6 separate regions of the Mus musculus genome follow, and all the other regions are linked to region 1. The links are chromatin loops, found by intact Hi-C in ENCODE. Cell type or tissue: left cerebral cortex. All regions are shown on one strand. Region 1 holds the start of Atp5g2 (ATP synthase, H+ transporting, mitochondrial F0 complex, subunit C2 (subunit 9)). Region 2 overlaps Atf7 (activating transcription factor 7). Region 3 overlaps Eif4b (eukaryotic translation initiation factor 4B). Region 4 overlaps Atf7 (activating transcription factor 7). Region 5 overlaps Atf7 (activating transcription factor 7). Region 6 holds the start of Map3k12 (mitogen-activated protein kinase kinase kinase 12).

The links. Hi-C counts contacts between places; a loop is a spot of excess contacts. Peaks named below come from ENCODE experiments on the same cell type or tissue, not always from the same donor. Only the 100,000 strongest peaks of a DNase experiment are listed, where the experiment ranks them.
Region 2: it touches region 1 in a loop (2.7-fold over the local background); 16 of 42 quality-filtered maps call a loop at or near these places.
Region 3: it touches region 1 in a loop (5-fold over the local background); 2 of 42 quality-filtered maps call a loop at or near these places.
Region 4: a loop joins it to region 1, with 4 times the contacts of the local background. A loop is called at or near these places in 17 of 42 quality-filtered maps.
Region 5: it touches region 1 in a loop (4-fold over the local background); 10 of 42 quality-filtered maps call a loop at or near these places.
Region 6: a loop joins it to region 1, with 9 times the contacts of the local background. A loop is called at or near these places in 5 of 42 quality-filtered maps.

What each region holds. Positions count from the first base shown.
Region 1 is chr15:102,668,381-102,673,380 of GRCm38, reverse strand. Atp5g2 (ATP synthase, H+ transporting, mitochondrial F0 complex, subunit C2 (subunit 9)) reads left to right here and starts at 2,334. Exons shown (of 5, transcript NM_026468.2): 1 at 2,334-2,363. Mir688 (microRNA 688) reads left to right here and starts at 1,515; the gene lies at 1,515-1,589. In left cerebral cortex, a CTCF peak has its summit at 2,179; DNase peaks (open chromatin) are centred at 913, 1,479, 2,227, 2,906 and 1 more place; H3K4me3 peaks cover 3,303 bases; H3K27ac peaks cover 3,055 bases.
Region 2 is chr15:102,555,139-102,560,138 of GRCm38, reverse strand. It overlaps Atf7 (activating transcription factor 7), which reads left to right. Exons shown (of 12, transcript NM_001310067.1): 4 at 2,561-2,679. Among named protein-coding and RNA genes, the nearest start is that of Npff, 33 kb to the right of the region's middle. In left cerebral cortex, a CTCF peak has its summit at 2,375; DNase peaks (open chromatin) are centred at 2,142 and 2,329.
Region 3 is chr15:102,078,629-102,083,628 of GRCm38, reverse strand. It overlaps Eif4b (eukaryotic translation initiation factor 4B), which reads right to left. Exons shown (of 15, transcript NM_145625.3): 2 at 1,516-1,653. Among named protein-coding and RNA genes, the nearest start is that of Eif4b, 7.4 kb to the right of the region's middle. In left cerebral cortex, CTCF peaks have their summits at 2,970 and 3,561 (motif pointing right); no DNase peak of the experiment used is centred here.
Region 4 is chr15:102,544,609-102,549,608 of GRCm38, reverse strand. Atf7 (activating transcription factor 7) reads left to right here. Exons shown (of 12, transcript NM_001310067.1): 7 at 1,737-1,836; 8 at 2,342-2,455; 9 at 3,052-3,204. Among named protein-coding and RNA genes, the nearest start is that of Npff, 22 kb to the right of the region's middle. In left cerebral cortex, no CTCF peak of the experiment used is centred here; DNase peaks (open chromatin) are centred at 2,038, 2,722 and 4,624; H3K27ac peaks cover 2,045 bases.
Region 5 is chr15:102,581,868-102,586,867 of GRCm38, reverse strand. The region is part of intron 2 of Atf7 (activating transcription factor 7); the gene reads left to right. Among named protein-coding and RNA genes, the nearest start is that of Atf7, 41 kb to the left of the region's middle. In left cerebral cortex, no CTCF peak of the experiment used is centred here; DNase peaks (open chromatin) are centred at 2,604 and 2,795; H3K27ac peaks cover 3,561 bases.
Region 6 is chr15:102,514,715-102,519,714 of GRCm38, reverse strand. Map3k12 (mitogen-activated protein kinase kinase kinase 12) reads left to right here and starts at 2,711. Exons shown (of 16, transcript NM_001163643.1): 1 at 2,711-2,927. It overlaps Tarbp2 (TARBP2, RISC loading complex RNA binding subunit), which reads right to left and starts at 1,523. Exons shown (of 9, transcript NM_009319.3): 1 at 1,113-1,523; 2 at 424-593. The coding sequence starts at 1,165. In left cerebral cortex, a CTCF peak has its summit at 3,263; DNase peaks (open chromatin) are centred at 1,383, 1,625, 2,586, 3,079 and 1 more place; H3K4me3 peaks cover 4,166 bases; H3K27ac peaks cover 3,649 bases.

The DNA.
Region 1 (5,000 bases):
CAGGAGATAACCGTGCAAGGACCCTTCACAATAAACAGTCTCACGGGAGCATGACAGAATTAAATTGCAGTGATCGTAACTATAATACTAACGATAATGATTATGGCGATTATTGAACTTTTACTGAGTACCAAGCCCTCTGCTAAAAGCTTCATGTACATTATTATCTCAATATAGGCTGCAGGGTAAGCGCTGTTATTATACCCAATTTTAAAAGGAGAGGGGAAAAATGACTTAAAAGGGTTAAATAACTTGCCCAAGGTCACATGTGATTTGGGAACTCAGGTTTGTCTAACTAAATCCTACCACTCGGGCCAGGGAATTATCAGACTCTGCAGTAACTTTTAGGAGAAGCCAGGGTTAGCTCCTCACAGGCCCTTTCTCTGATTCATCCTCCTCCGGGATTTTGTTAGCGATATATATACGAGATCTCTAAATTGTCGCAACCAACAGCTGCAACACCATTTGGTGGCGGCAGCTCCTAAGAACTATAGATTGTGCCTCTTAGGGTATGAAACTAAGAGCTACAAAGAATTCAGTTTTTGGCGGAGCGGGGTGTTCAGGGAACCTCAAGGGACCAACTCCTAAGCCCTGCTAGCCTGGGCCCCTCAGAGGGTGGCGGGTTTGCCTTTTCTCACACGGCATCTCACACTGCTTAGTACTTGGAAAAATACCTGTTGCTTCCTAAAGATCCCGGTTCTGCCCCTGCCCAGGTCAACAACTGGCACTGGAGGGAGATTTGGGGACCTCAGGAGAACCTGCGAGCATCCTAATCCAGCTGAAATCCAAGGTTTAGGAAAGGCGGGGAGTCCTCCACCCTCTTCTTCCATTTCTCCCCACACTTTCCCTCCCTTTCAGGAGCTCAGGGCCATAAAAATGCAGATGGAGGATCGGTGTGAAATAACGGGCCCATATAAATCCCTCTGCCGCCCGCCTGCAAGATGGATTGGCCGCATTGAAATTCCTCCGCGAGGATAATTAAACTCGGGGCCTCATCCGGGCAAAATTACATTCCTGTAATGGCGTCGCTCGGGGTCCCGGGAAATTGCTCCGTGGGCTTTCAGCGGCGGTTTTTATCGCCGGCCGGGGTGTGCCTGGCTGCGGCTCGCCTCTCCTCCGGGACCGTAAAGCTGCTGCCGTGATTTATCCTCCCCTTCTCCCAAATCCGATTAAATGGAGGAGCTTGGGGCCGGGGCGCCGCGGGGCCGGGGGCCGGGAGGGGGTGGCGGGAAGGACGGGGCCAAGGAGGGGAGGACAAACGGCCCCTCAGAGGGTGGCGGATTTGCCTTTATTTACAGCCGCGGCTTTCTTTTTATTTTTTTATGGGGGTTTGGTGAGCTCTTCCCGTCTTTCTCGCGCTGCGTCCAAGCACCCTAACCGGACAGCCGGGCTAAGGGGCTGGGTCAGCCTTGCAGCCGTCTGCTAGGCTCGTGCGTTCCTGCGTGTACACAAAGGCCTGCTCCAGGACTAGCGCAGGAAAGCCCCCGCCCACCGCCACTGGGGGAGGGACGGGCGAAAGGGCAGTGAAGAAAAGTAGGGGCTTGCTTGGGGAGAGCACCTCGCAGGCGACTACTTATTCCAGCTCGCCCCCCAGCAAGTCCGACAGGAGGTAAACTGGTCGCCTGGGGTGACTTCGCACCCCTACTGCAGGCCACAGGTGCGGTTATCCCTAATTGATCCCAGGACTCACAAAAGGGAGAATCAGGCCTTGTTTACCCCCCCAGTCTTATGACTCGAAGATGCTGGGTTTTTTTCATGCTTTGCTCATCAACGAGATAGGGAAAACAAAAATAAAAATAAGTTAAAGCAGAAACTGCCATGGCATTTTGCTAATAGCATTGGGCCAGTTCCCATCTCCCACCCAACGTTGCCAGTGTCCTGAGGGTGACAAGAAGCCAAGAGTTCTGTGATTTTATTTTCCCCTGCTACATTTTAGGCACTGAACCCCAATCCCTACTGTATGCTATAAACAATTTCCGAGTAGACTGGGTAGGGTGTTTTTTGGTTTTTTTTTTTTTCCTTAACTTTGCGCATGCTCGGAAAGGGGACTCGAGTCCAAGACTCCAAAAATGCTGTGCAGTCCACAGTTCCACCACGTTGCAGATCAGCAAGAGTTGGCGGCTCTTCCGTGCACGGTGGGCTCCTTTTGCAGTTTCTCCTGTTGGACGCCAGGTGGAGTGCTTGTCCCCCAAGACACCACCAACCTGGCAGAGGGAGCTGTGGCGTCCCGGCCGATCCTCTAGCTTGTGTCCACTCTATCCATGGAGAAAAGCGACTCGTTGGCTCCGGCCGCGCATGCGCAGAGCCTTCCCTCGCGCTTCCCGCGCCCCCGCCCCTCTCTGTCTTCTCTGCCCTGGGAGCAGGTAAGGCCTTGAGGCCTCGCGTCCTCTTCGTGCCGCGCAGGCGCGCGCAGCAGTACCCCTTGCGAGGACGCGTGGCCGCCCTGACCTTGCTAGCTCCCACGCGGGTCCCTGAGCCCTCGCGGTCCCGGCATCCCCACGCGGAGGGCTACCCCTTCCTCGTGCCGATGACCTCTAACCGCGCGGGCCTGGCGCCATCTTGGGTGTCTCACGGGGGTTGGGGGCTCTGCGGCCGGCGAAAGGCAGATGCTGGCGAGCGTGTTCTCTCCGGGCGCGAACCAAGGCTTTTATGGGTGCTCTTCGCTCACCCACACGCCTTTCACCATTGTCATGACCCCAGACTCTCCCCTCCTACCTTTGCCTCCCCTTGTCATCCTGAATCAAAATAGCCTTTATTTTTTATTTTTTTGAAGCTTGCAGACTTTGAACCTCAGGACCTCTGGCGCAGTCAAGCTAGTTCACCGTCCAAAGCCATCATCTCCCTAGTCAGCATCCTTCAGTTTGAAATAAACTGAACGTGGTAGAGAGTAACAGAACAGGCTAACCGGCCTGTGCACAGGTGGCAGGAGTGAGGCCTGAGCGAGGCCTGTTCCCTTAGAAACTGGTTGCCTCTAATGAAGGCCCTGACATACTAATGAAGTTAGAAATAAAATCTTAAATGGTGGAAATGGAGGTTTCTGTTAGGCAGCAAGCCCAGAAGATGGGAGCAATACGAGCTTTAGAATTTATACCTGCCAGCTAGTGGGAAGGTTTAAGGAACGGAATGGTTAAGTGGGGAATTCTCATTGTGGAGGGTTTCATTGCTCTGGTGTGGGCTTGCCCATATTAAGTGACCACTGGAAGGGCTCGCCGAATGATACGCTTGGGTTTATTACACACCAGCAACAGATTATACTATTCCATATGTTTGTAAACTATTAAATTTAATTCCCCTACTTTTTTTTTTTTTTAAGAATTGTTTACTGAGTTCTCTGCAAGCAAGCAGTGGGTTGGGCAGTAATTAGAGTATTGCCAGAACTACATTTTATAAGTTACCATGTTAAAACTTGTTTTTGGAAAAACGTCTTCCATTTTATTTTGGCTTCTTGACTCTAACCCACGTTTACCTCAAATTTATGATCCTTCTGCATCAGCCTCCCCAGTGCTAGGATCACTTGCACATACCACCATGCCTAACTTCAGACCTCCCTTTATTCACGTGTATGGTGACATGTATGCATGCATGCTGAGAGGTTAATGTGGGGGGCATTTCCACTCCACCCTCACCTTTCGAGACAGGATGTCTTACTGACCTGAAGCTCATCGACTCTGATTGCAAGCCAGTCAGCTTCAGGCCACCTGCTTCCATAGGTACCCAGCGCACGGGGTGTGGCAGGCACCATCATCTAAGCCATCAACCCAGCTTAAGCCTCTATTGCAAAAGTTTTAAAGAAGTACTGGGTTTCGACTCAATTAAACCTGAGTAGGTGGGCATCAAATCTGGGTTTAGGTTGCATAAAGACAAAAGGGAGGAGTTTGTTACAGGGTCGCACTGTGTAGCCAAGAATTCACAGAGCTCTGTCTGCCTCTCTGCCTTCTGAGTGCTGGGATGATAGATGTGTTCCACCGAATCCAGCAAAAAGTAAAGTTTTAGATAGAGCCAGCCTGAAGACAAACATTGGTCTAAAAGTAAAATTCAGGATTTACAAGTAGCATATCTGCCTTGGACAGGTTGCGTCCAGTGTACTTAAGGGAGTAGTGTTTAACAGGCCTATACTTTGAGCATCTTAGTTTATGGGCTATTCAAACTTCAGAGAGAAAAAGCAGGGGACGTAGCTTGGTGGTAGGACACGTTACCTAGATTGCACTAAGGTCCTAGGTTCTACCTCCAGTGTGGCCTCCCTCTGAGTGAAATTACAGAGTTACAGTCCTTTCTCTCTCACTGACAACCTGTTAGTGTTGTTGAGGCCATACCATTGTATACCTTAAATATAAAATGATTGGAAAAGTTGTTTAAAATATTGGCACCAGAGATCTTGTGTTTAGGGACTGGAGAGATGGCTCAGAAGTTAAGAGCAACTGCTGCTGTTCCAGAGGCCCCAAGTTTGGTTCCCAGCACCGGTGTGATGGTTCATAACCATCTCTAGGGAGTTCAGTGCCAGCTCTGACCTACCTTCTTGGGCACTAGGTGTGCATGCGGACAAAACATACATACAAATCTAAAAATGTCCTAAATTATTTTATGTGTGTGAATGTGCAGGTGCACATGTGCCTGTGGAGATCAGAAGAAAGCTCTTGGAAGTACTTCTTCCACTATGTGCTCCAAGAATCAAACTTGTTTTATCAGGTTTATAGGGCACATGGTTTTACCCTCTGAGCCATGCTGCTGGCCCAGTGACAGTCACTTCATATATATATATATATATTCCCTCAGATAATTCTGATTCAAGTGGACTTCTCGCTTCACTTGAGGAAGACACTGTCCTAAACCTTTACCTTACATATTCTTCCTTTGGATCTTGAAGACACAAAACTTAATACCCCTTAATGGAGTGGTGAAATTTTACAGTTGATGCTTATTAGATTAATGCTAGGGTTTCCCTCATTGATTGGCTGTATCTTGTTAAAGTAGAAATCAGTATTTTAAGGAGTGAGATGCTA
Region 2 (5,000 bases), 110 kb after region 1:
AGTGAGTTCCAAGGCAGCCAGGGCTACAAAGAGAAACCCTGTCTCGAAAAACCAAAACCAAACCAAAACAAAGCAAAACAAAAAACAAATTAGTCGTTACATTCTGGTCTTATGGTCACAATCTCTCACTATGCTTTCTCTCTAAGGTTAACTAGCTTTTCAGACTTTCCATAATAGAGTCTCATAGTACTTACCCAATTTTATGTGAAAGTTTTATGCATAAAATGCCAATGTTGTCATCTAAACATTGTTTTCTCCTAGTCCATGTGTGATAACCTTTCTCTGTGCTTTCACCAGCATTATTTCTCTCTCTCTCTCTTTTTTTTTTTTTTTTTTTTTGGTTTTTTGAGACAGAGTTTCTCTGTATAGCCCTGGCTGTCCTGGAACTCACTCTGTAGACCAGGCCTGCCTTTGCCTCTCAAGTGCTGGGATTAAAGGTGTGCGCTACCACTGCCCAGCTTCTCGTAGCTCTTAAAGCTCTTCTCTCTACAGTCCAACACTATTTCCCAAGGCCTGGCTCAAGCCCTGCTTGAAGGTTTTCCTAACAACCCTAGTAATTAATTAATGTGTATTTATTTTATGTTTATAGTAATTTTATTCTGCATCTCAAATAGCACTTAATTTTTACCCATTGTGGTGCTATCTACATATATTAGTTTTACTTCTTTAAAAAGCATTCTCTTGGGCTGGTGAGATGGCTCAGTGGGTAAGAGCACCCGACTGCTCTTCCGAAGGTCAGGAGTTCAAATCCCAGCAACCACATGGTGGCTCACAACCATCCGATCACGAGATCTGACTCCCTCTTCTGGAGTGTCTGAAGACAGCTACAGTGTACTTACATATAATAAATAAATAAATCTTTTAAAAAAAAAAAGCATTCTCTTATTTGTCTATAGAAATATTCATGTCTCATATTTGCTTATACCTTTATGTCTTCTCCAAATGTGCATCTAAGTTTATGGATGTAACACCAAAGCATACAGAATTATTCAGTAAACATTTAGGAATCATCAGAACCAATTAGGCTTGTTAATATATTTTCAAATTTTTTGTTCAGGAACCAGAAGCAGTTGAAAGTTAGAGGCCACCTTGAAAATGAGAAATCAGGTTTAATATAGGGGAGATTTTAAAATTAAACCAAGAAATGCACATGGGCAGCAGGGTATAGGAGAAGTCCCAAGTTCTTCTCCTGCCCTCAGTACTGCCAGCCGCCCTTTTCTTCCACTTGAGGTGTGATTTGTGTTACTGAGGATGGTACCGCTCTCCTCACTGTAAAGAGGAGTGTGGCTTTATCTCCAGCTAACCACAGTATCCAGAGAACCTTTTACAACTAGTTTAGGAAATAGTGGTAACTTTTCTAAAGAGTTTAATTCAGAAGAGGTTTTGTTTAAGTTTAAAAAAAAAAAAAATGTTTTCCATGGAAAATCCCACTGGACTATTTCCAGCTAATCATGCTAAAAGGAACAATTTCAACACTAGGTCTTTGCTTAAAATACAATTGAAACATTATTCTGTGCCTGTCAGTCAGTTTAGTTGTTTGGGATAGACGAATCCTTGAGATCATAAGCACATCAAAGAATCTAACAAACTAGAATTAGGCCCAAGAACAAGGTTCATCTCTAGAAAAGCAGCAGGGTGAGGGAGAAGCTATGACCTGAATGAAGCTCAAGTCACTTCAGAAGTTCCCTTAGTTTATGAAGAGCTCTCACCTCCTTAAGAACAAAGAAGCTGGTCTTTGTGGCGCATTGCTGTAATCCCAACACTTGAGAGGGAGTGGCAAGAAGATTGTAGATTCCAGGATCACCTGGACTTTTCTCCAAAAAAAGGAAAGAAAAGGCAGAGGCAGTGTGTTAAGAAAAAAGTTTGCACAGCCCCTGTGGGGATACTTTGACCAGCAAACCTAAACCAAATAGCCTGGTTTCTGGATTTTGTTCTGGGCCCATCGTGTCTCTGAAATAAGCGCTATTGTTTGTAGTTTCCTTTTCTAACTCATGATACTACTGTCTTGTTCCCTCGTCTCTAGTTTTCTCTAGAATGGCCTCAGAAAGGGACAGACCTTTCAGTGGCACACAGCCACCATTCCTTATTAGGTAGCTTTAGTGAGCAAACTCAGCAATCTGATCCTCAGTTTGTGCTCCGTCAGATTTTAACACCCATCTGTTTCTGTCTACTCACTATAGACCTGGCCTGGTGTGTGACTAGAAGGGAAGCATTGCTTAACTTCAGTTTTCAAATCTAGAGGTTTCATGAATGATTTGTTTTATTGGGGCTGTATTTTCATTGGGGTAAAAAATGTAAATCCAGCACTGAGAGATAGTGGATATCTGGCTAGTCACACAAACATTATCCTGTCTGCCCCTGCTGGCCTTGAGACAGTACAACACAGACACCCTGTGGTAGCTGAGAACCACAATCCATCCACTAAAACTCAAAAAAAAAGCTTTGCCCTAATACAAATTCACTATCTCCAAATAGAATAAAAATACAATCCCTGTGCACTCTCAAATTTTAATCTTATATTAAAACTAAATATATTTTTCTTTTCTTTTTATGTCTACAGATCAAACGCCTACTCCAACTAGATTCCTGAAGAACTGTGAGGAAGTGGGGCTCTTCAATGAACTAGCTAGCTCCTTTGAACATGAATTTAAGAAAGCTTCTGATGACGATGAGAAAAAGGCAAGTATGGCTGAAGAGACTTGGGGTGTCCTCATTATGCCTAGGAAGAGCTCCAGCCATATCAGTGAAGAGGTCTCACCATTTACCTGGACTAGCCTTGTGTCACTATGTAGCCCAGGCTGACCTCAAGCCCATGGTGATCCCCTTGCTTCATTACACTGAGGCCTGGGATGACAAGCATGTGCCACATCTTACCTGCCATTAGGTAGAGTTCTAGTTGGTGGACCAGCAAAGGTCTGTCTTCACCAGAACACAAATGTTCCTACCCTCCAGTAAGTCATTAGTTAATATATTTTGATTAATTTCTCTGTGGGTGTGGTATATGTATGTATCTGTGTACTCATGTATATGGAGACCAGAGATCTAAACTGAATGTCTTCCTTGTCTCTGTCCACCTTATATTTTGAGGCAAGGTCCCTCAACAAATCTAGAGCTCATTTATTCAGTTAGGCTTGCTGGCTAATGAGCTCCGGGGATCTGAGAATCTCTGATCTCACCAGACTACTGGAAACATTAGATGCTCTGCTTTTATACGGGTGCTGGGGTCTTCACTCGGATTATCAGTACTTTTCTGGCAGTTCCCTTAATAATAATCTATTTGCTTCCCTTGTGAATATGTTGAAGTTATTAAAAGAATATGATTTGGGGGATAGAGAGATGACTCCGAGGTTAAAACTGGTTGTTGCTCTTCAGTTCCTAGTACCCATGCTGGCAGCTCACAACCACTCCAGGAGTTTTGACACACACTTCTGGCCTCCTCTAGCACTAATATACACATGTTGTACATGTAAATAATAATAAAAAATTTGAAGAATATGAGTTGGGGCATTGAGGGAGGGGGTTACAGTCAATTCAAGGTCAGACTGAGCTAAATAGTAAATTCAGGTGAGTTGAGCTAGAGAGTGAGACACTGATTCAAACAACCAAACAAAAGTATGAATTGCTCAGATTTTTATTAGGTAACTTTTTTTTTTTTTTCAAATTTCCTTTGAGGGTACTCAGTGTTAGGGTGTTAACAAATGAAGGACCTGAGCCCACCACCACCCCCAATTAAGAAGCAAAGAAACAAGTTCCGCTGTTTGTTTTTGTTTTTCCGAGACAGGGTTTTCTCTGTATAGCCCTGGCTGTCCTGGAACTCACTCTGTAGACCAGGCTGGCCTCCACTGCCCTGCTAGTTCCACTGTTTATAAATTGATGGCTTGGAGAAATTTTTTTAGTTATTTACCGTTTGTTTGTTTGTTTGTTTAGAAAGGGTCTCACTGCTATGTAGCCCTGTCTAGCCTCAAACTCATAGACATCTACCTGCCTCTGCTTCCTAAGTGCTGGGATTCTAGACGCCTTTGGGTTATTTTTATTCAGTTATCCAGACAACAGATGTGTTGAATTTCCTCTCTTTTTTGTTTCAATGTGTGTGATTTTGTGTTTAAGTAGCATCCTAGTGCTGCTTGATAATACCTAGGGCAGTGGTTCCCAACCTTCTTAATTATGTGACCCTTTAATACAATTCCTTGTGTTGTGGGGACCCTCAACCATACATTTATTTTTGTTGCTACTTCATAACTGTAGTTTTGCTACTGTTATGAATCATACAGTGAAAACCTGATGTGCAGGATGTCTGATAGGCTACTCCTTCCTGTGAAAGGGTTATTTCAGCCTCCCCATCTGTATTTGCCACACTTAAGAGGCTGAGGCAGGATGGTTACCACATGTTTGTGACTCAGTCTCAAAATAAAATGAGGTTATTCTTACTACCTTACACAGGAGATCAACCTGCATGATGAAAGATGTCACTTTAGAAACATTTCAAGAAATTGAGAAAGTTTTTGCTTAGAATAAAGATTTAGTATGAATAAAGTACACTCTTGAAATACGTCAAGGGGTTTTTATGTAAAGGAGGGATTCCATGCCAGGAATCGTACACAGTTGTAATCCTAGAACTCAGTAAACTGAGGCAGAAATGTCTTAAGTTTGGCTACCTAGGCTATGTGGTAAGACTGTTTCAAGCAGCCTGGCTTGAATGCATGCCTTTAATCCCAGCACTCAGAAAGCAGAGACAGACTGATTTCTTTGATTTTTTTTTTTTTTTTTTTCGAGACAGGGTTTCTCTGTATAGCCCTGGCTGTCCTGGAACTCACTCTGTAGATCAGGGTGGCCTCGAACTCAGAAATTCGCCTGCCACGCCCTGCTGATTTCTTTGATTTTTAAGGCCAGCCTAGTCTACAGAGTAAGTTCCAGGACAATCAAGGCCACACTGTGAAATCCTTTCTAGAGAATGGGGGGAACCAATCCTGTTTGTTGATTTTATTTTTTTTGTCTTGTTT
Region 3 (5,000 bases), 590 kb after region 1:
CAGCAGTTAAGAGCACTTGTTGCTCCTGCCGGTCTCAGGTTTAATTTCCAAGCACCCATATGGTGGCTGGGATCCAACAGGCACACAATTATTACACATAAACAAAGAAAAAAAAAAAAAAACAGAAAGTAAGGAGTACTCAAGGTCTATTTTGTGGATCTTAAGGCCTTTGACTGCTTTCTCTCATTTCACTCTTTAAGGAATCTATGAACCAAATCCTTCACATGTTTACTATAAAACACTTTAGCCTGAGAAGCCTGCGACACTGTTCTATATACAGAAAACAAAACTCAGTGAAGACAATTATCTGATGGTAAAGCATTTGACCAGGATCCTCTCTACCTCAACACGCTAAGCACTCTTGACAGCTCTCACTCCCACATGGGCGGGGCTTGTGTGCTCTGCCCCTTCCCCACCTTTGCTTTTGTGAAGACAGTGTGTGTCTACCCTGGGGCTCGAGGCCTTCCTGTCTCTACTTCCCAATCCCAGGAATTACAGCTCATACCACCTTACCAGGGCTTCCTCAAGATTTGTCTTCCCCCCAAACCCAAACAAAAAAACAACTATCCTAGTCCTGGTCCCTGAATTTGTATTTAGTTTCAACATTTAGAGAATATATAAGCTATATAAAACTTCCTGTTTTCATTATAAAAGAGGCCACACACAAAGTAGTCAATTTGCAATAAGTTTTTTGGGGGGTGGGGTAGGAATGGAGAAAGAAAACTGGCTAGACTGATGAAGCCCTAGGTGTGGTATGCATGTCTATAATTCAAGTACTAAGGAGGCAGATGTGAACAGATCTCTGATAGCTTGAGATAAGCCTTGTCTGAAATATCAAGTCTAGGTCACATAGGGCAACAGGAGACCTTGTCTGAAACACAAAGCCGAAACATATATACCCTAACCAAAACCAAGGCCAGGCTGGGTGGCGCAAGCCTCAATTTCAGCATTCCAGGACAGATGATCTCTATGGATTCTACGCCAGTCAAGGATTCATAGTGAGCTCATACTCCAAACACCACCCACCCACCCACCCAACCAAAACACCACAAAGCTTTTAGGTTTTCCTTATGAGTGATATCACAACGCAATTGACAAAGTTGTGTATATTCAGCTGCTGGCATCAAGTTGAGGTGAAAATAGGCTGAGGGAACAAAATAGGAATTAACTACATGGGAAATACAGAACAGTCACGATGTATCCCTTGAGCTAGCCTTACACATTTAGAGTACCCTGTAACAGACAGAGTGAGCGCACCACCACACCTAGCTGCTCAGTCTTAATAAATAGCCAGGCCCAGCATGTGATTATGCTCAAAGTTCACTTTAGTTTGAAAGTCAACCAGAGATTAAACCCAATACCCTGAAACACATAAAAAATTTCAAGCTGTACAAATTAAAATCCTTTCTAATCACAAACGAGGCAAATCATGGAATACCATTTTATTTAGAAAACAGTGAACTTTTAATTTTAAGCACAATGATAGCTCCAAGGACAACAACAAAGGGAAATTACCATCTCCTTCCAGATCGTCTGTTTCATCAGCCCAGCTGACTGGTTTGGGGACATAGGTGCTTCCTCCACCAGTTCCTCCATCCTCAGCTAGAAAGTCCGTTAGGGAGATGGTCTTCCCCTTCTTATTCTTCTTTTTTGCTGAAAGAGAGAAAGATTACTCAAAGACAAGTAAGTACTTAAGTCTTATCCTGAACCATTAAAGACATGTAAAGAAATCAACAAAGACCTACCAGATAACTGGATTGTGGAATTCACATCATAAAAGAATTGTTACGCAGATATAAATGTGGAGAAAACACAAAACATTCAAGAAGTCAGGCATAATATTTGAGACAGGAGAGGACAGTTGTGTGTGTGTGTGTGTGTGTGTGTGTGTGTGTGTGTGTGTGTGTGTGTGTGTGGTGGTGGTGGTAGAGAATAGCTCATTTGCTGGCATAGAAGCATGAAGTCCTGGGTTTAATCCTTACTATATAAACTGAGTGTGGCAGGATACACTTGAAATGCTAGACTAAGTAGGTAGAGGAAGGAAGATCAGAAGTTAAAGGCCATCTTCAGCTATAGGGTGAGTCTGAGGACAGCCTGGTATACACGAGACCCTGTCCCACAAAACTATAAATGCTTAAGTATACAACATCTTTAGGTATAGAAAAGGAAAGCTATCCATTAATACCCTTTGGGAAATATGACTACAATGGAGAAATCCTTCATTTATTACTAATAGACAAATAAGGCAAAGGCCTTACAACAAATCACTCTCCAGTTACATTGGAAATTTTTAGCCAGGCAGTGGTGGCACATACCTTTAATCCCAGCACTTGAGGAAGAGGCCGGAGGATCTGAGTTGGAGGCCAGCCTGGTCTACAGAGAAAGCTTAAAAAACCAAAGAAAGATAATTTAATTTAGAAATGACTTACAATGGGAAAAAAATTGCTATATAAACCAAGGTAGCATTGAGTTCAGGGATCTAAGTGTTTCTGTTTTACCATTCCTGTAATAAAGTGCTTTCTAAAAAGTAAAACTAACAGACTGGAGTGGTGGCTCAGTCATTAAGAGCCATTTGTTGCCCTTACAGAAGACCCAAATTCAGTTCTCAGCACCCATAACTCCAGAGGATCTGGCCCCTTCTGAATTCAAACATGCAGGTAAAACAACTATATAGATAAAACTAATCTAAATTCTAACATGCTAGTATATACACTGCTCCTTAAATACAAAGAAAACCAGTTCCTACTTACATGTAACAGTCTCTAGCTACACAAAGCTATACAATACTTTATGTGTATTGTCTACTTGTTAAATAACCACAGGGAAGACTCAAAAAATCTATCCAGAGGGAAGGAAAGGAAACCTCAGGTATTTTCCTAGCACATGAAGGGCTCTTCCTTCAGGACACTGAATAGGAAATAACTTCTATGGCAGGTTATCATAGCCACGGTAAAATGCCTGCTGCCCCCAGTGGCATTTGAAAGCATTTGATTAAATGGCATGCAAATAACCTGAATTCTCTGTACCTTCAGAACTTCAGACCCAGCACAGTCAATTCAAGGGACCAAGAGGAGTTCTAGAACAAAGTCACCACCAGGCCATTAAGGGGGGAACTTCCCCTAAAACCAAAACCAAAGCAAAACCATCCTACCTGGCTGGGTAGGAATCGGCCTGTTAACTCAGTACCATTGGATGATTTCAAGTTTGAGGTCAGCTCTGGTAACCAGTGACTGTTCCCTCCTCCAAAAGTTAAGAGCTTTGCTATTATCCTAATAGCTTCATAGTTGTCACTATGCAGTCCTGGCTGGATACATACTCTGAGATCCGCCTGTCTCTGCTCCTCAAGTGCTGGGATTAAAGGGATGGTTCACCCAGCAGCTTCTTCTTCTTCTTTTTTTTTTTTTGGTTTTTCGAGACGGTTTCTCTGTATAGCCCCTGGCTGTCCTGAAACTCAAGCTTCATGTTTTTTTTAACAATCACGAGTCCTTTCAATTCTCACCTTTCAACTCAAGAAAGAATATATATTTTAAAAGATTTACTTATTATTATACACAAGTACACTATAGCTGTCTTCAGATGCACCAGAAGAGGGCGTCAGATCTCATTACCGGTGGTTGTGAGCCACCATGTGGCTGCTGGGACTTGAACTCAGGACCTTTGGAAGAGCAGTCGATGCTCTTACCCACTGAGCCATCTCGCCAGCCCTCAAGAGAATATTCTAATTCGATACACTAATGCTTACTAAAAAGAAAGTTGCTTTTTCAAATTCAAAAGCTGTTGGGAGAAAATAAAGGTACCCTGTTTTGCTATGAATGCTACAGACAGCATTATGTATGTAACAACAGCCTCAAGTGTTAGAGGTTGAATGTTCAACCCAAATGAAGAGATGACTATAAGTCAGTCCTTTTTTAAAAAAAAGTGACTTAATGCTAATGTGACTCTAAAAAATTGATAGTCTATCAGTCAGATCACATGATCCTTAGTCTGTTCAGTTTCTCTGAATCAGTTGTTGACTATGCCATATTTCAAATTCTAAGGTTAGACTACCGAGGTCTGGCCACTGGATTGAGCTACAGTTAACTTACTGTGTTTGAAAATACTTCATCAGAGGCTGGGTCCTAAAGCACTCGCTCTGTTCCAATTCACATGCAGACATGTGTAAGTTTTGTGCCCCACCCCCATGCATCTCCAGCGGACCACTAAACGCCCAAGCAGCCAAGAATGACTTTGAACTCTGATTTTCTTGCTTCCACCTCAGTATTGTGATCACAGGCATGCACCACCAAACCAGGCTGACAAGGTAGGTGCTGGAGATTGAACCCAGGGACTCTGTGCACTCTAGGCCACTGAGTTAACCAACAATAAGATCACTTGTGCAATACAAGGTAGACTATATAAGACTACATGTTGAGCAGGGTGTGGTGGCGCATGCCTTTAATCCCAGCACTCGGGAGGCAGAGGCAGGCGGATTTCTGAGTTTGAGGCCAGCCTGGTCTACAGAGTGAGTTCCAGGACAGCCAAGGCTTTACAGAGAAACCCTGTCTCGAAAAACAAAGCAAAGCAAAACAAAACAAAACAAAACAAGACTACACGTATGAGCATTTGCTGATTGATGTTTTTATTATGTGAGTCCTAAAACTGTCCTACAGTTTATATTTACTTGTATTTAGTTGGGCTGGTGAGATGGCTTAGTAGTTAAGAATACTGGCTGCTCTTCCAGGTCCCAAGTTAAAATCCCAGCAACCATGGCGACTCATGACAATCTATAAAGGGATCTGATGCCCTCTTTTGGCATGTACATGCAGACAAAGCACTCCTACATAAAAATATAAAAACATGAGAAAACTGGGAAGGAGGGGTAACATTTGAGATGTAAATAACCAATGAGAAAAGCATGAAATTCCCTGGAACTGGCATTACAGACAATTGTGAACCACCACCTGGGAGCAGGGAATTGAACCCTGATCCTCTGCAAGACTACCAAGCACTCTTAGCCACTG
Region 4 (5,000 bases), 120 kb after region 1:
TAGTTCTGGTATCTTGTTAATCACAGCTGATTCTTCAGCCCCAGCTAACCAGAACCACAGAATCTTCACAATCAAACTAGCAACGGCCCTGAAAAAAAGTCTTTAATCTTCCCTCTGAAATTTCACAAGCCAGGCCTTCATCTTCTGCACTGTTCTCAACATTATCTTCCAAGCTCCTACACAACTTTGACAGAACTCTTAACACCGAATGGATCTTCTGGCCCAAAGTTCTAAAGTCCTTCCACAGTCCTCCCCAAAACATGGTCAGGCTGTCACAGGAATACCCCACTATGCTGGTACCAATTTGTCTTAGTCAGGGTTTCTATTCCTGCACAAACATCATGACCAAGAAGCAAGTTGGGGAGGAAAGGGTTTATTCAGCTTACACTTCCATACTGCTGTTCATCACTGAAGGAAGTCAGGACTGGAATTCAAGCAGGTCAGAAAGCAGGAGCTGATACAGAGGCCATGGAGAGATGTTACTTACTGGCTTGCTTCCCCTGGCTTGCTCAGCCTGCTCGCTCTCTCTCTCTTTTTTTTGAGGCAGAGTTTCTCTGTATAGCCCTGGCTGTCCTGGGACTCACTTTATAGACCAGGCTGGACTCGAACTCAGAAATCCGCCTGCCTCTGCCTCCCGAGTGCTGGTATTAAAGGCGTGCACCACCAAGCCCAGCTCAGCCTGCTCTCTTATAGAACCCAAGACTGCCAGCCCAGAGATGGTCCCACCCACAAGGATACTAATTTCCCCCTTGATCACTAATTGAGAAAATGCCCCACAGCTGGATCTCATGGAGGTACTTCCCCAACTGAAGCTCCTTTCTCTGTGATAACACCAGCCTGTGTCAAGTTGACACACAAAACCAGCCAGTACAGCTGGCCTCAAGTTCTCATCATCCTGCTTTTTATTATTATTATTATTATTTTTAGTTTTGGTTTTTCCAGACAGGGTTTCTCTGTGTAGTCCTGGCTGTCCTGGAACTGGGGTGCGCCACCACTGCCCAACCATCATCCTGCTTTTGCTTCCTGAGTTCTGGGATTGATAATGAAGCTGGCTCCGGGAATTTATTCTTACGTACCTAAGAAAATGAGTTGTTGAAATTATTTCCTAAAATAAAACATTTTATTTGTGGTAGAGATGTTTAATCATCCCAAATTCCTAATAGAGTTAACTCATAGCCATTGAATTCAATTAATTTGAAAGGTATAAAGGTATTTCTAGACTGTGGGGCTTGATGTGTAGCTCAGTAGAGCACTTTCCTGGCAGGTCCAAGGTTCTATTAATCCCTAGCACCAGAAAAACACCAAGGCTTTGTAGGCTAAGGCAAGTAGACTAGGGCTTGCCTGATGTGTCTAAAGCATTTTTGTTTAATCCCTAGAAAACAGACTCATTTCTCACCATCTGTTTTTCCATGTTCAAGAGAATGTCAAGGTTTTATAGTGCTACTCTATACCGTCCCCAATGAGAAGACTGTAAAAAACATTCTCTGATTGTACAAGGAAGGCCAATAGGCAAAGGGTCAAGGCTGTGATATTTAGGGGCTGGAGAGATGACTCAGTGGTTAAGAACACAGAGGTCCTGAGTTCAATTCCCACAACCACATGGTGGCTCTAACCATCTGTAATGGGATATGATGCCCTCTTCTGGTGTGTCTGAAGACAATGTTTTTGTATATATTCATATATAAAATAAATAAATCCTTTAAAAAATATATTGTGATATTTCATTTCTCCTGCAGATCTCCTACTGGCTCCCTCCCTCTCGTCATGCATCTTGCTAATGGACAGACCATGCCTATGTTGCCAGGGCCTCCAGTACAGATGCCTTCTGTTATTTCGGTGAGCTTTGTAGTTGAGCAGCCAAACCTACCAGCACACCGATTCCTCCTTTCCACCTGAATGATCATAACCCCAAGACCCCAGGGATATGTGGGCCTGGACTGTATTAGTTGTGTGTGGCAATGTGCCCAAACTCTTCACTAACCTCTGCCAGTGCAACACTGTGAAGCACTAGACAAAGCTTCATCTGGACAGTTGGCTCCTAGTCAAGGAGTTGATCTTGCCAACCTGCTGACTGGTTGACTTCACTCACCCCATAGCTTCTCCTGCACTGCTTACCCCTTTCCTGAAGATACACTCTCAGTCTTTCCCACAGAAAAGGACTGCAGAATGAGGTTCCTTACTCTGTGGTACTCCTTAGGAAAGATGATTTCCCAGGCTATCCCTGCTTGTCTTGTGAGCAGGTTACACAGAACAGACCCTGACATACCAATCTCAAAAACACTTGATTTGGGGAAAACAAATGCTACCATATCTCCTGGTTTTGATCCTTCTCTTGATTTAGCTGGCCAGACCTGTGTCCATGGTGCCCAACATTCCTGGTATACCTGGCCCACCGGTTAACAACAGTGGCTCCATTTCTCCCTCTGGCCACCCTATGCCGTCAGAAGCCAAAATGGTGAGTATACCCTAGTCTGGAGTACTTCTAATTGTTGGCCTTCTAGAAGAAGTAATAACAGTCTAGATTTTTCAAGTGAACCAAGCAAAGGAACCTTCTGAGGTTTGCATAGCTAAAGATATTCTGCTGTGGGGTTGGAAAAGACCCTGATTTCTAAGTCTCCTGTCCCCACCCTTACAGCCTGGCACAGGCCATGGCACAGGAAGAAGCAGCACAGATTGTTTGGAATGGAACACTTGCTATTTCAGTTCCAGGACAACAGATGGAGGGGGTGAGTGGGCAGGGGAGCTGGCCAAGTGGTGAATAGCTGCGTAACTAGCATCTGGCCAGGTTCCAGGAGAGAGCTTTCATGTGGGACCTATTGCTTCCACAAGCCCCAGTCCCCAGCTGTGCCCAGGATAATAGTCAGGGAACAAGAGTAGGCATTTCAGGGATCCAGGTGGGCACTTTTCTCTTCCTGTCATTTTCTTTTAGTTCCCTGTTAAGAAAAACTTGGGGCAAGAATTTTAATTATAAGATCAGTAATACAATCAGTTCATCCTTCCTATCCTTGACAGAACCTCACTCTTGCCTTCTTAAATAATCTTTCCACATAGAGACTAAAAGCCACGCTGACCCATCAAGTTTCTTCAATCAATGGAGGTTGTGGAATGGTGGTGGGTACTGCAAGCACCATGGTGACTGCCCGTCCAGAGCAAAACCAGATCCTCATCCAGCACCCAGATGCCCCATCCCCTGCCCAGCCACAGGTCAGTTGTGCCCTTGGACGAGCACTGCAGGTGTGCTGCCCCTACTCTTTATGTTATATCTGTTTTTCAAGAATCATGAGATGGGAAAAGAATAAATTTAGCTTTTGGGGTAACCAGCTATTTGGTAGATTGACTACAGCAAAACAAACTATTCATTATCTACCTTCATGTTAGGCATAAATGCAAACAGCTTGAATTATGCAGAGCTTTTGCAGAAGAGGCCTCTGTATCTCCTGCTTATCTGTTAAGTCATAACAAAAAAGTTATCACGGGGCTGATGAGATGGCTCAGTGGTTAAGAGTGCCGACTGCTCTTCCAAAGGTCCTGAGTTCAAATCCCAGCAACCACATGGTGTCTCACAGCCATCTGTAATGAAATCTGATGCCCTCTTCTGGAGTGTCTGAAGACAGTTACAGTGTACTTACATATAATAAATAAATAAATTTAAAAAAAAAACAATCTTTAAAAAAAAAAGTTATCAGTCACCGGATTAGAGTTTATGGCATAAGACTCATAAGAATATATTAGGGGCTAGAGAAATGACTTAGCAGTTCAGATCTGCTCTTCAGATTTGAATTGAACTGCAGAGGTCCTGAGTTCAATTTCACAGCAACCACATGGTGGCTCATAACCATCAATAATGTAGTCTGATGCTCTCTTCTGGTACTCATACATAAATAAATAAATCTTAGGGAAAAAAAGAATATATTGATACTGGGACTGGAGAGATGGCTCAGCAGTTAAGAGCACTGGCTGTTCGTCCAAAGGACCTGAGTTCAGTTCCCAGCATGGCAGCTCACTACTGTCTATAACTGTAGTCCCATGGGATCCCATAACTTATTTTTTTGTTTGTTTGTTTGTTTCTCATTATGGATGGTTGTGAGCCACCATGTGGTTGCTGGGATTTAGACTCATGACCTCTGGAAAAGCAGTCAGTGCTCTTAACCGCTGGCCATCTCACCAGCCCCCATAACTTCTTCTGATGTACATGTAGACAAAACACCCATATACATACATAATTAAATCTTTTTAAAAAAGAATATATTAATACAATATATTGTTATAGTAGTAAAATAGATGGTTCATTAAAAACTAAGAAAACACATACAAAAAAGAACTTTCATTACCAATCCTCTAGTCCCTTTTCATCACAGAGAAATTAAAATAAAAAAAAAATTTTTTTTAAGCCAGAGGAGGACCCAGTTAGTTGCCTAATCTCTTCTCAACAAGGTCTCCATTTTAATACAATTCTTTAGGAACTGAATAGCTCCGGTTCTTGTAATTGTCTCTACTGGACAGGTGACAGCGACCTGAGATTGGTGTCTAGAATTACATTCATTGCCTCGTCTCTGTTTTACTGATGTCACCACCTGCTTCATCAGCTACCACCACATGTCCAGGCATTTCATGGCCATATGCTGCCATAAACCTTGGCCAACAACATGAGCTTTCATTTGTGTGTCTTCTTAGAAGCTGGGGCTTCCCACCATTCTGAGCTGCTCATTCCCCAAAGCCAGCAGCAGTTCTGGACACAGTAGAGCTCTGCCTGAGCTGGGTGGTCTTCCTCTTGGAGAAAGGCTGCAGCGCCCTTGTCAATCACTGCTGAGTTCTTGCTTTCTTTTTTTCTTAGCTTTTCTCATTTGTATTTAGTTTGGAATATTTTAAGGGAGAGATCTCAAACTCATGACCCTCCTGCCTCAGCCTCTTGACAGCTGAGGTTAAGGGCATGTGCCACACTCAGCTGCATTCCTTGAAGAAAGGCTCTTTATACTAGGATCCAAGCAGGGTAGATCTTT
Region 5 (5,000 bases), 87 kb after region 1:
GGTAGGCAAATGCTCTTGTGGTGGTGTATGCATGCTATGTTTGTATGCTAGGACAGGTGAAGGCAATTTTAGACAAACAAATAAGCTTTTCATTCTTACCCCCTGCTAAGATTTTTTTAACTCAAAATTTCATTTAATAATTCATATTTTACTCAATAATTCATTTAGTTCCCATCTGGTAGGGGTGACTGCATGCTGTCAGGCAGCTGAAAATATACTACATGATACACAGTTAGGCCAAATGTTAGCCTTATTTTTGTAAAATGTTGATTTTGCAATAATTTCCAGTCCACTTTTGAGAATTCTGTAGTTGTATGTAACCTGTGATGGAACTGGTCTACAAGTATGTATTAACACAGAATTGGGATTAGGTTTAAAAATGCTCAGAGGCGTTAAGGACTAAGAATTAACTGGTTTCTTAAAGTCAAATCTGATCTCTTGATGCTCTTCCTAAACACATGTTACTGGGTTATTTTAGCTCTTTGTGTTATATATTGTGCTATTATTAAAAGCATATAATACATTAAAGCGTCCTTGCTTTAGCCTGTTCCCTCCATCCCCACCAAACAAACAAAAATTAAATGATGCTGTATGAATATAGTTGGAGCTATAATTAGGAAATTAAACTGAAAATTTTTCATTCATTAACTCTTGTTTTTCCTGCATACAACTGAGTATTTAAAAAGAAATGGGAGTGTTGGAATTTTTGTCAGAGCATTCGTGTTACAAATAAAATAAGATCCTGTATCTTTGTATTTCAATAATTCTTCCTAAGCCTAAACTCCTCCTCACACCCATCTATCTTACTATTTACTTATTTCTTTAATACTTTTTAATCAAACTGATGACTTTATAAAGCGCCTGGATCTCACAGTCTCTTCTTTCACTTAACTCACTTTGCCACCATTGCTAAACCACATATTGCTAGAGTTTTAACTGGTTGGATGCTATCACTGTGTAGAACTCATCATTCTTTAATCAAATAATCTTTCAGCCAATTCAGCATATTAAAAAAGAAAAGCCTGGTGTTCTCGCTCTCTCTAGTTAATGCGTTTCTTTAATGCGTATTGACTTGCTCAGCAGTCACATTCTGTCTGAAGTCCTTGTTAAGGCCTCTCTGTATGTGGATTCATAACACATCTGTGTGTACATCAACAGTGCGGTATAAATAATAATAAGTAATCACCAGATGGCCTGTAACTGCTCCTCTGGACCCTCTGGGTCTCTTGAAGCTGTTAGTAAAGTCTTCTGGCATTTTGCTGGTGAAAATTTGTCATAGATTTATTTCTAAAAAAATTCAAACTCACAACTGGGTGTTTAGGACTCGATGTTGCTGTCTGTGTTGTAAATATTTAACAGGCTGTGCACAATGGCAAGTAAAGGCCATTATGTACAGTGCACAGCACACACAGCGGCTCTGAAGCTTCTCTTCCTCCCAGCTATGTGAAGAGGAAAAGAAATGTCAATAAACTGCATTATGACCAAATGTGAGGTGCTTTCTGGAAGATTTTTCTTAAGAAAGAAAATGTCAACATTCTGCTCACAGGATTGTAATCAGGCTGAATTAAGCTTTTCAGCGGGTAACTTCAATAGCATACTATGTATTTATAAATTGAACTTCTGATATTTTGAGAAAAGCTCCTTCAGAAGTACTTTGGTTAAATCCTGGGTTTGAGCTTAGTTGAGATTTTAGCAAATAACAAACCTTTTTAAATGAGTTACAATGACCGGTATTAGAAATGTAACTCAGTTTCAGGCCTTAAACTTAAGACATTTATTGTTTTCCTAATATTATTTATAAAACAAACATCTTTATTTTTGTTCTCATTTCATAAATTTTTATGGAAAGGGTTTGTATTTTGTTGGGGGAAATTCTGTCCTGTTTTTTCATAGCATTTCACTCTTACTGGTCCCTTTGCTTCTGTACCTGTTACAGGACTCAGCACAGTTATGCACATTTACGAAATAAAATGGGCTTCATTACTACTACGTTTATGGTTCCCTTTTTCTTTGTTTGCTATAGATAATCAAAACATTTTTCACCAAAAATTGAGTATCTTCCCTTTCAAGCCTCATTTTCTTTCCTCTTTTAATTGTTGAATCTGTTTAACCAACGAGGTATACTGTCCTTTAAACTGTAGCACGTGGCTCTTATTTTTTTAGTAAGGATGTTTGAAGGAAAGCTTTTCTTTTGAATTCTCATCCTGAAGAGATGATACAAACTATGAGGGAAAATGTTAATACCTTATTTTAATGACATTTTGCCTTTTAATTTTCTCAAAATTATCATGTTTATAGATAAGATTTTAAGAAGGGGGATGAGATTTTAAGAAGGGAAATACCATGAGGGAAAAGATTTGAGACAATATCTTTGTGGTTTGCTTTTGAAATTTCTTTGTACAACAAAATTTGCTATTTAAGATAGCATCTAAGATGCATGGGTAAGAATCTGGATTTCTAGCGATCGTGTGAAGTACAGACAGAATGAGAATGAGCTTTGTGAAATTAGCTCGTTTCCAGTCTGGCATCTCCATGTGCTTTGTGTGGCTGCTGACTCTGCGGGCAGATTGAAGTACTGAACCAACTTCTGTTCTAAATGTTCAAATTGCCAGCCACCATTCTGGCTTTTAAATCTTGTTCACATCCATGATGCCAGATTTTGAGCGAGCATAGCTGTCTTTTACATCCCAGACAGAATTTGTAATTCCCTGTAATTTAAGGAAAGAGTTTTTCCTTTTTACCTTTGAAAATCTCCGAGTGGCACTGCAGAATAAATCTAGCCTTGCTTTGTCCTTTGCGTCATTGTAGAAAGCTAAGCACTCCATTTGGTATTCAGCAGATTGGCAGTCAGAATTGCAGCTCTGCTTATGAAAGACGCAGTGTCTTGAAGAGCCATGAATACTGTTCTAGAAAAAATTTGTCCTGGGGCAAAAGAAACAGCTCCTTATCTTCCCGAGGGCCAAATCTTTTGATACTAAGCAATTATCCCTTGACTTTCCTGAAAAAATAGCTCAATCTACCATAGAGATTGGCACCAGCACAAATTACAGTGCCAAGCTGATTCCTTAGCCACATGGAAAGGCATTGGTGATGCCAAAGGCTTAATGGTGGTGATTGTTCTGCTGAGGATCTGTGTCCCGTGTAAGCCTCTTGGCTTTTCTACCTCTGAGGGAGATAGCTTTTGATGTTTACCCACCAATCACCATAAGACTTCATTGTGAAAGGGCCAGTGTCACATCCTCCTTTCTTCAAGTTTCCCTCCTTGTCCTCTGTGGGTTGAGAACAAGCTATAGTTTTTCTTTTCCTTTCTTCTCATCTCTTCTATGTCCTTCTTTCTTTTCTTTCTTTCTTTCTTTCTTTCTTTCTTTCTTTCTTTCTTTCTTTCTTTTTTTTTTTTTTTTTTTGCATTCTTCTTATCGTGGTTCTTATTAGCCCCTGTCCTGGGTGAACATTACTAAACAGTGTTTCCTTTTTTTAAATTAATAGACTTTATTTTTTAGAGCATTTTTGTATATGTGCTCTTTCTTCCTTCCTATTGTTGTCCTCCTTATTTTTAAGATAGGGTTTCCTGTAGCCCAGGTAGCCCAGGCTCATCTCAGATTCACAATGAGACTTTGTCCTTGGTCCCTCTAGTGTTGGGGTTGCAGGTGTGTCCTATCGCACACGGCAGGAGCTTGGGTGTTTTAAAATATATATTATATATATAAATAAATAATATCATATTTTGGAGGTGTATGATGTAAGTGTGGTGCATACATGCCATTGTATGTTTATGAAGATCAGAGGACAGTTTGGAGAGACCTCACCTTGTTGAGGCAGGGTACATAAATATACAGTACCCACACCTTTAGTCCCTGCACAGGGAGGCAGAGGCAGAGGCAGTCTGATTTAATTACAGACAGAGGCAATCTGATTTACAGGAGGCAAGGCCTGTCTGGTCTACAGACTATGTTTCAGAATGCCCAAAGCTACACAGAAAAAAAAAATTCTGTCTCAGAAACAAACAAAACAACAAAAACAAAAAAAGGATAACAGGTGTTAGACACCATGCTCAGTTTATGATGTTCTGGAAATTGAACATAGGGCCCCCTGCTTTCCAGGCAAGCACTGTACCAACTGAGCTAAATCTTCAGCCCTATTAATAAAAAATTTAAAGACAATTTTAGGTTCATACAAAATTAAGTAGGAAGTAGAGTCCTCATCTATCCCCCACCCATGAGCACAATGTACAACTTCTCACTATCAGTCCACTGAAACACTGATACATTTGTTATATATGAGTAACCTACACTGACACATTATCAGAGTCAGGAATTTACATTAGAGTTCACTCTTGATGTTGCACATCCTATACGTTTTAACAAATATATAATGACTTGTTTATGTCATTGTCACATCATATGGAACAGTTTCACTGTCCTAAAAATCCTGTGTTGTGCTTGTTCATCCCTCTCTCCCAGCTACCTCTGTTCTTTATTATCTTCATGATTTTATCTTTTCCAGAATATCACAACCTGTAACCTTTTAAATTAGCTTCTTTCACCTACCAATATACACTTATATTCCTTTATAGCTTTTCTTGCCTTAAGTAGATCATTTCTTTGTAGTACTGAATAATATCCTAGTTTTGGGATGTCAGAGCTTATTTATCCATTCACCTAATGAAGGATATCTTGGTTGCTTCCAGCTTTATGTAATTATGATTTCAAACATGTACAGGGTTTTATATGGACATATATTTTTAATTCATTTAGGTAAAAACCCAAGAGTACAATCACAAGATCATTTGGAAAGAGTATGTTTAGATTTTGGAGGAATAGTCAGACTGGAGCCTTTGAGAAGGCTCAGCAGGTAAAGGTGCTTGCTTCCAAGCCTGACAGTCTTTAAGTTCCTCATGATAGGAGAGAAAACGGACTTCCTAAAGTTGTCCTCTGACCCTGACCTCCAAGTGCCATGGCATGTATGTGCCTACACACACACACACACACACACACACACAC
Region 6 (5,000 bases), 150 kb after region 1:
TCCCTCGGTAAATAGGAAATAGAGACAACTGAGGGTCTGAAGTCAAAGCTCTGCTCTGCCACTTATTACATGTGAACTGGAGCCTACCATTTAATTTCTCATACTAAGTTCTTCGTGTTCAATGTGAGGCATGAAGGCTAGCAGAGTATGTGCTCCCCCTAATACCCACGAGGAGTTCAATGTCTCATTTACTCTTCCTCTGGGGTGATAAAGTAGCAGATCTCTGTGACATTTCCTGTTCTCGCCAGTGAGTCTCTCGGGTCCCGTCCACCGTCTCACAGCCCTGTTCCAATCCTTCTTTCCCCCTGAAATATCTCCATCCCTCCCTGGCTTTAAAGGAGAGGACTGTGAGGTGATCGCATGATATTAAGCCACGGGCCCTGTGAATGCACACCCCAGCCAGGCTGCCCAGGCCTTCCTCACCAGTGCAGCTGGTGTCGCCAACGGTGACCCGAAAGGTGAAATTAGGTTGATGGGCTTGGCCCTCGGCTTTGAGAAGGTCGTACACGGGCGTCTTTCCTATTCTGGTCCCATACTCCTGAAGAAGGCTGATCGGGGTCTTGCCCGGGTTGGCGGCCAGCATTTGCTCTATGCTGGGAAGGGGCACAGACCAACATCACACTTCCCCTTTCGGCACCCACCTGGCAAATCACTGTCACATTAGACCTAGCCACATTATAGGGTCCATGAATTCCCAGGCAGTATAGCATCCATTGGCTGGGTTAAAAGTTAAGGTGCATGAGGGAAAGCAAGGTCCCAAGGCAAGTGGAGAATGTACTGTTCTCAGTTAAGGCGAGGGATCCTGTGCCGTGGTGCTGGTTGAACGTGCATTTCCCCCGACACAATACAATTCGGGAACCCAGTACCCACCAAATACACTGAACGTCGGGGCATAAAGCCCAGGGCTCTAGTGCAGTCTGGGAATCAAGCCAACCCCAAACTAGAGCTGGAGGCGTTGGCCACAGCCCCAGTGCATGCCGGGAACCTCTGCCCACTACCCCAGTGCTTGCTGGGAACAACCCTCAGGCCAGGTGCATGCTGGGGCCGCGCCGCCGCCCCTCCTCACCACCTCACACTTTTCGTCCTTCAGGAATCCAAGCGAGGCAGCTCACCTGGGCAGCCCGCAGCCTGTAGTAGTGCCGGAGCCCTGATCCTCTTCACTCATTCCCTCCTCCGTCCCCGCGGGCGCCACCGTGACTACAGCCTCCACGCACCCCAGTACACCGCCGAGGAGCTAGGGCCGGGGCCAAGCCCGGAGTCGCGGCCGGTAGGGCCCGCCGCGGGGCATGCTGGGATCTGGAGTCCCCCGCCCACTCGGCTCCTTGTGTCTTCTTATGGATCCGAGCTACCCGCCCCACAACCCTCAGCGAGACTCGCCCGGGCATCTGCACCGCCTTCTGGGAGGAGCAGACCCTCGGCGGAAGCTTCCCAAGCTACTACGAGTGGGTTGGGTTTTTTGTTTTTTTGGTTTTTTTTTTTTCCTAATGTCATTCCCGCCTTCCTCCTTGCGCACCGCCTCCTCCCAAGCCGACACTGTGAGCATGCGTATTAGCTGCGTGTAGGCGGCCAGGGGCGGGGCGGTAAGGTCTGTCTCCCTGAGAGAACTACAGAACCCAGGCGCCAGCGCGTCATTCGGGCGCCGCTGCGGGCTTCGCTGCTTTATTGGCTATACTGAGAGCGACTTCCTGTAGGCGCTTGCAGATTGGTCACTTGGCCCAGAGGGCGGAGACGAGGAAAGGTGTAGCCTTCTCCTTGAGGAAAGGCTGTGATTGGCCGAAGTCCTTTTGCTGCCCCAGAGGGTGTGCCTTACCTGGCCACCCCCACCCCAGAGCTCTGGGGTTTTATAAGTCCGGAGTTCTCCTCAGACCCGGTCTCCCAGGCTGTAGCGTAAGCTTCTCAGCACTCCGTGTCAAAAAACCCGTTGCTTTTCTGTGGCTTGTCCTTCGCCTCTCTTCACTAACTCCACGCAGCCTGACAGGGTTCGTGCCTCTTTAGATCAGCCCTAGTGAACCTCTTTTAACTGTCCCGAGAATCATTAGATGGACCTTCTGTGTTTAGTCTCACCTGAAAGAGCACAGGAATAATTAACGAACTAATATACGCGCAGAGCTTAACGATTACCTTTGGCTCTCCAAAGCCTTGATACCACCAGAGTGAAAGAAATATGGGAAATCTTGTGACCTTGGACAGAAGGAGAAAGTGATACCACGAAAAACGTGATTCAAAGAGTGTTTTTTAAAATGGGTCTAGGATAAGATGTCTTGCTAGAAAGGAATAGGGTTAGAGGTAAGAGGAATCAGTAATGAAAACGAGCGATCGGTCATCCAGGAGCACAGAAGTGGGAAGGGACCTACGGCTGGGTGGATTCCAATTGGGTGAAAATGGAGCAGCGACGAGGGAAGGCCAGCTGGAGATGTCGGTATGACAAGGGACCAGTGCCAGAGCGTTGTGTATACTGATGGACTGCGCTCTCGGGGTGTAGGAAAGAATCTGTAAGACAGGTCACAAGGGGATCCTACAGATTCCGCATGAGGACCAAAGTGGAACTGCCGTAGAACACCTCCAGGAAGGAGCCTGGATCGCGCCGGATGGCAGCCACAGGCTCCTTTAAGAGGCCGGCGACTCCAGCGCAGCATCCCCCGCTCAGGGCGTGTCCGTCCCGGGGGGCCAGGGGCGGGGGCTTTGGAAGGAGCGGGAGTTCAAGTCGAGTGGGGACGGGGCTTCGAGTAGGGGGTGGGGGCTAAAAGCTGGGGCTGACACCCGTACACCTGAGTTCCACACGAGCATCGCCGGTGACAGCTCTCCAGGTCCGGTGGAGGGCAACGGGGGGAGGAGGGAAGGAGGAGGAGGAGGAGGAGGCGGGAGCAGCATCCGGAGCGGAGCTGCAGCAGCGCCGCCTTTTGTGCTGCGGCCGCGGAGCCCCCGAGGTGAGAGCCTGGGCGACTTGTGGGGGTGGGGGGCAGGGATGGGTTCGGGTCTTGGGATCCTGGCGTGGAGGGAGGGTCGGGATACAATTGTGGCGTGGTGGGGGAGGAGGTGACTCGAGGATGCTGAAGCTGTGGTATGAAGGAACTAGAGCCCTGGACCCGACGCCTGGAGATAGGAAGGAACCGGGCGAAGCTGAGGGATGCGGCGGCCCAGCTTGGAGACCAAGAGCCTCCAAAGCTGTGGTGGATTATGCGAGGATGAGGGTGGCTAGGGGAAGACCTAAAGGACAGCGGGCAAGAGCACGTCCTCTCCTCCTCAACCTCAGGACCTAGAAAGGAGGGAGAATTGTGGCCCCCTCCAGGGAAGGGATGGAAGGGCAAGGCCTAATATACCCACCGCCCCCCTCCCCCACTCCTGCACCTAATAGGCTCTACCTGAAAATTAGGCTGCACCTACACCTGCATGCCCTGGCAGGGCCCTCTCCCCCGTCCATCTGTAATCCCTCTAATCTCCAGCTGTGGCATTCCCTACCGTCCAGCTGTTGCACCCCGTCCTCCATTTGGATGTAGTTTTCTCTCTCTTCTGCCTGCTCGTCTCTGGTTTCCTTAACCCATTTCCCTAGTCAGGCGCTTCACAAACCTCCCTTTTTCTCACACACTCACCAAACTCCTTGGCTTACAATCTTGGTAGGCAAGGCTTTGGCTGAGGGTAGAAAGAGAAGAGGGGTGGGTTCCATAAACAGTAGTAGGGCTGCAGGGAGGAGCCTTGCGGCTCTCTGTCTTCTGCCTCTTTGGCCTTCAACCAAAAGAGCATGCACATGAGGTCTCACACACCCCAGGCACCTGGAGCCTCACTCTAAACTCTCTTCTGATTCTCCCAGCCGCCTCGTGGTTTTCAGGCAGAGGGTCATCCCAAGCTTACACCAGTAGCAAGAATTTGGAAAGGAAACAGCCCAAGTTCCCTCTGGGCCTTGCTGTCCAAACATTAGTGTTTACAAGTTCAAGAGTGCTGCCATCTCTCATGGAAAGTTATCTGGGCCCCAAGTTGGGTCTAACCAACTGTTGACTTCCAGGAAGACCCCAAGGTCCAATACTTGCCAAGTCCTAGATCTTTGGTGGATGGAGGTGGAAGATGGAAGGTGTGGCTGGGGTTTCCTAGACTTCTTCACAAGAGCAAAACCCTGTTAAAAGCAGTTACTGCTCTGAGTCTCTGGGAATGGGGGTTAATAATAAAATGATAGAGAACACGAAATTCCAGCACCCACCTCTGCCTTTGCTGCCCATGCCTAGGGAGTAAGAGAATGGGAGGTGGCAGCTTTTCTAGAATCCATTGAAAGGATGCCAGCAGAGGACATGGTGGCTTTAGGAGAGTTTGTCCATTTGCCCTCAGAAAGCCCGGTCATGTGTGAACCAGGATAGGGGCCATGCTGTTCTGGGGCATAGGGAGCTCCAGAGAAGAGCCCTGTTCTTCAGTTTTATCTATTTATTCATGGTATTAGGAATTGACCCCAGGGCCTACATTCTGGGCAAGCTTTCTACCACCAAAGTACACCATTGGGTTGTTTGTTTGTTTGTTTGTTTGTTTATTTGTTTTCAAATTTTTTGAGACAGTGCCACTAAGTTACCTCTCAGGGCTTGAACTTTAAATTCTCCTGTCTCAGCCTCTTAAATAGCTGAGCCTTTGAGGCCTGTGCTGACAGACCTGGCAGGTCGCATTTTTCTTTATTTTCCTTTTTTCTTTTTTTCTCTACCTCCCTTTCTTCCTCATTATTACCTCTTGTCTTGAGGAGGTAAACAAAGGAAGCACAGAGCATGGTGGCTGGTAGAAGCCTCAGCACAGTGGAGGCAGGTGGAGACAAGTGGATCTCTGTGAGTTCAAGGCCAGCCTGTCTACACTACAAGTTTCAGGGTAGTCAAGACTACATTGAGTCTGTCTCAGCAAACTAAAAAGAAAAGACAACTTTGTATCAGGGTCTAGTGGTGGTTCAGGTGGTAAAGGCCTGACAAACATGCATGCAAGAAGCAAAGACAAGACTCTGGGTTCCATCCCTAGCATAAAGCCTGCCTGCCATG